2 separate regions of the Homo sapiens genome follow, and region 1 is linked to region 2. The links are chromatin loops, found by intact Hi-C in ENCODE. Cell type or tissue: heart right ventricle. All regions are shown on one strand.

Region 1 (2,500 bases), 630 kb after region 2:
GGAAGGTGAGAGCTCAAATGCAAAGCGGCAGGGAGTACGAGACCCGGGAGTTCCTTCCCAGACTACAGATTTGCAGAGAGAACCCGGGCCAGTTGCAAGGGCCTGAGGTGTGTGCAGGGGACATAAGCAGGGCAAAGGGTGCCAGGAAAACTGGGACTGAACATACACTGCGGGCCTGCAAAGCGCAAGAAACCGCTCAGTTAGCCCTGAAGCTTTAATCAAATATTGCGCGGGCGGCACGCGATTTTGTTTTCCACAGCCGCCTTGAGTTCTCCCTGCCTGTGAGTCCCACCCAGGCTCCTAGATTTGGAAAAGGAGCTGGCTAGTGGGTGCCAAGCAGAGATGGTCTTGAGGGAGGCTTGTGGCATGGGCGCCGTAGAGGGCCGAATCTGGACCCTGGTGACCCAAGGGTACCCATTCCTTCCATTGGGCCCAGCTCCTGAGAGTCCAGATCTCCACGTGAGGAGGGGGCGCTAAGGAGTCTCCCGGACGCGCGCGACTCCTGGCCTGTCAGAGCCTGCGGATCGCTTGGAGAGAAAAACCCAGGAGTCATTCTCAGACTGGGGCCCAGGACCCTGGTTGGAGGCTCCAACAGCCCCCTCCCTGAGGAAGCTCCGCGGTGCAATGAATTGCTGTTGGGATTAAGTCTACCGGGAATGGGGGTTGGGGGAGACGGACTACGTGTTTTTTAAATGTTTAGAAAGAAGGGGGAGGGGAGAACTCCGGGAGAGGAAACCAATCCCACGTTTCCGGGGGCCGGACAGTTCTCATCGCGCCGCCTTACCACCCAGCCGCTGCGCAACGCGTGCTTCCCGCACAGCAACTGCGCAGCTCCAATCAGCCTGGAACCGCTAAACGGCTTCGGTCTGAGGGCTAATGGAGGTTAAAGAGCACCGAGTATCCGACTTACGTGCACCGAACTTACAGATCTCTCGCCCTGTTCTCCCTGCTCTACCCTACCGAAGCCAGTTCCCATCGCGAAGTGCACCCTCACCTCTTCCCCCAAGCGACCCCCCTCACACGCATTCCCTTCAAATTCTCCCGGCATTTGGGCCGCTTTGATGATCAGATGGTAGAGCCCTGATTACAAATTTATTCCCGGCCGCTCTGTCCGTCTTTATCTCCGCTATTAGGGACATCTGGGAGTGATTAGTGCCGCACCCGCGCCCGGCCGCGCTCGCCTATCTTGCCGCGGCGGGGCCGGAGCCTCGCTGACGTCAGGGCAGACGGCTCGGAGCCATCCCAGCCGAGTTGGGTGTAATCGGCGGCCGCGCGGCCAAGTCCTCCCTGGGCCAGGCCGGCAGCTGGAACGCGCCGCCTGCCTGCGTATAGGGACTTCATAAATATGTATTTTTAGCCCAGAAGACTGTGTTTTCCTTGTTTGGGGTGAGGAGGGGCCAGTTAACATCTCTACTGCCCCCTCCCCACTCTAAATTTTCCAACTCGCTACGGCTGGAGCATTCCGCCTGGAAAGCCTTCCACATGCGGTCGCTTCTTTGCTCTATCCCTGCGCCAGGGCGAAGCTTCCCTGAGGCAACAACTGCGGCCCAGGCGGTGCCGGTGCAAGCCCCGGATGGGGTTGGGGTGGCTCTTAGGGGTAAGGCTCTTATGCCACCTCTTAGGGTTGCCCTCATCTCACTGGCACCCGCTCCGCCCTACAGCCCTCGGGCCAAAATTGTGGGAGTTTCTGTTTAGCCGGACAGCCTGGCAGAAGCTGATTACAGAATGCGATGTCTTTTAGCAGCTGCCTTTGCACCTGTTATTAAACCCTAAAGTACATAGCGAGCTGAGGCCCTGGACCCTCTTTTGCCCCTCCCTTCCCCCAGCCCTCCAGGGAGTTGTCCCTGGCGCAAACACTGACACCTCGCAAGGACGAGGACGGCTGGCGGCAGCTTTGTCCCCTACTACGTCCCAGTGTTCAGAGTAGAGGCTGCATATATTTGCATAATTCCTGGACGGGCTGACTGATGCCCCAGACCTCTGACCCTAGCGTTCTGCGGGATAGCCTGGTCTCTTCTGAAGTAAGGGGTGCTGGGATTAATCCAACACCTGGACTTTCCACTCCCCGGACAACTTGATACAATGACAAATTCAGCCCCGTTTTCACCCTACCTTCACCAGAAATTCTGATTCAGCAGGTCAGGGGCTCGACGCGGAGCCTGCAGTTTTCAAAATCTCCCCCAGAGGATGCCGAACCACTGTGCCAAAGGAGGCCACACCCACCCAGCGTGCCTCCCACCCTGGACACCTTCTCCATGACCCGCGTGAAGTCCAGGATGGTGAGAATGGGGGATGGGTGAAGAGAGGCCTACATTATTTAAAGTCTTTACAGGGAGAGAATTAGCCATATTATTGGATCAACCCTACACCTCTGACTCATTGGGCAGCACAAGGATTCAAAGCAAATCCAGAAGATGCTGTTTATTCCTGCACGGGCTACAAAGGGCAAGCAGAGTCTTCAGTCAGAAGCTAGAGTGAATGTAACTAGAGGAAAAGGAAA
Region 2 (2,500 bases):
TCAAAGAAAGAGTGGTTATCACTTGCATACACCACTCCAGCTCGCCTCATGCCAGATAAAATTAATGCCTAAAAACTTCAACTTGACTTTAAAACAAAACCTTAAATACTAAAACCTGATCTTTATCAGGCTGTTATAGGAGAAGATGACATCTCTACGCCAACCGCAGATATCTATTTATAAAAGAAAGGAGTTGTACTTTGGCAATCATGTTGCAGACCAATAAAACAATCTAAACCACTCCTCAGACAGCATAATCTACATGACTGCATTATGCTCACAACATGAAAAGGATGAAAAATAACTGACTATTCAAATATGTATTGATTTGGATCATTAGATTACAGTTATGTTGGGGCATATCTCCAGTAACTTTTCACTAGCATATTTTCATTGCACAGTTGAAGCTAGTTAAATCTGCTCCATTGATTTCTTATTTCAGTGAACTGCTGGACATTTTTGCGGGGAGGGAGATTAAGTAGTTTATACAGTGACACAATAACCAATTCAATTTCTAAAATTAGAGTCTAATTATAAGGTGGCAAAAGCCTTGAGGACATAAAATGTGTTAGCCAAACTAAATAGATTGCTTTACATAAAGTAAAAAAAAAAGTGAAAAAATTTCGTAGTAATATTTTAAGTAAATATCAATGGAGTAAGTGTGACAGATAACTATTTCTTGTTTCATCAGGAATTATACTTTCTAAATAGTTATACTGATCCAAAATAATAATGGAATTAATTTCAAATGTACATGTATATATCATGATATATACACAAATCACCATCTTCATAAATATCACTCTTTAATATGTGAAATTTTTGGTATTTTTATATATATAGACCAGTTATACAGTGACAGGAGGTTGACCATAAGAAAAAAAGACTGAAATTCTTTGGCTGGAAAGTGCCGTAATTACCTTTCCCGTTTCAGAGTCTGTTTCACATTGTGTGACTGCTGTCATGTTCAAAAATAAGTCCCTTATAAAGTTAGACACTAGGTGGCAATAGAAACCCCCCTTTGCTGCCTTTGTCCATTACCTTGCATTTGAAATCCACTCTCTCTTATTGACTTTTAAGTTTCACATAAAAATCAAAAACAGGAAAACAGCCACATTTCTATCACTCCTCTCTCATCATAATATTCCCTTTCTTATGATGAAAGATTATGTTTCAGGTGAACCAAAGTATTTCATGTGCCTATGATGCAGGATTTGGAAAATAAGTTCATCATGTTTGTTACATTTGTCATTTGCGTATTTAGCACTGAAGATGGTACGTTTGTTTATAAATGCTAAACAATGTATTAACATTTTATTGAACCAAAATAAGTTGTATGCTTTAATGCAAGCATCTGTGTATGATACATCAAATTCAATTCATGAAATACCATAATATTGATGACTTAGGTACCTTTTTAGCACTGCATTTCTAATAAGGATTTTCTCCTAAAGTGAATAACAAGAGGCGAGCTTATTGCCAATAAAGATTAAAGATGTGCTTTTCCCAAAATAATGTAAACTGGGAGGAAGAGAAGTATTCAGAGAACGAACAGAAATTTAATATGATAGTATTCATTAGTATTATCCATAAAACCACTGTCAGAATATGTTTAAATTTTTATATAAAATGGCATTGAGGGTTTCAGGGGGAAAGAAGGGCAGAGTATTTGAATAGTGAAGTATCAGTCAAAATGAACATTTATTTTGTCGGCTGGCTCTACTGTATTGCCAGCACATTTACCTTGTTGTACTACACAAAGTAGGCTGACCACCAATTCAATTCAAACTGCTGAACTTGATGTATGGGGTTTGTATGGTTTAAGCCCCTGGTTACTTTCAAGTTTGCTTCTCTTGTTCTTTACCTGGCCGAGGTTTACATGGGTTGAATTGGGAAGGAATTTTTTTTCCAGTGAAATGATTATAGATTTTTTTTTTAAGTTTGGTATCTGGCCAGGTTTCTAAGATTGTCTTCCTGATTATTTGCTGACAGTATTAATTGATGATACTCTAGAGACTGAGTAATTTTGAAAATAAGCATTTTCACTGTATCAAATTAAAAACTCATTCCAGATTAAAGGAGTCGAAAGAGACAACCAAATTCACTGTGTAATTTTTTATTGGATCCTGGATCAGAAACAATAAAGCATTGAGGAACAACTGTCTACTAGATAATATGTTTCTTGGGTATGTTATATTATGGTTTTATAGGAGAATATTCTTGTTCTTAAGGTGATATATGCTAAAGTATTTGGGGCTAAAATGTTATGTTGACTGCAACTAACTTTCAAGTGAATAAGCACAAAAAATATACATAGAGATGAAGAAAGAAAAAAGCAAATGAAGCAAGTTGTTAAAAAAAGGATGACCCTAAGATATGTTGGTGTTCATTATATAATTCTTCACATCTTTCAAAATAAAAAATTGGGAAAAAAATCAATCAACTTTATCTCTGGAAGTACACAATAGAAAATATGTATTACTATTCTTTTATTTCCTAC

Evidence for each region. Hi-C counts contacts between places; a loop is a spot of excess contacts. Peaks named below come from ENCODE experiments on the same cell type or tissue, not always from the same donor. Only the 100,000 strongest peaks of a DNase experiment are listed, where the experiment ranks them.
Region 1: a loop joins it to region 2, with 4 times the contacts of the local background. A loop is called at or near these places in 12 of 110 quality-filtered maps.

What each region holds. Positions count from the first base shown.
Region 1 is chr4:173,521,042-173,523,541 of GRCh38, reverse strand. No RefSeq gene overlaps it. Among named protein-coding and RNA genes, the nearest start is that of HAND2, 7.9 kb to the left of the region's middle. In heart right ventricle, CTCF peaks have their summits at 500 and 1,333; DNase peaks (open chromatin) are centred at 821, 1,221, 1,681 and 2,161; H3K4me3 peaks cover 2,189 bases; H3K27ac peaks cover 2,500 bases; H3K27me3 peaks cover 1,403 bases.
Region 2 is chr4:174,154,929-174,157,428 of GRCh38, reverse strand. The region is part of intron 1 of LINC02268 (long intergenic non-protein coding RNA 2268); the gene reads left to right. Among named protein-coding and RNA genes, the nearest start is that of LINC02268, 64 kb to the left of the region's middle. In heart right ventricle, a CTCF peak has its summit at 1,009 (motif pointing right); no DNase peak of the experiment used is centred here; H3K4me3 peaks cover 144 bases; H3K27ac peaks cover 1,078 bases.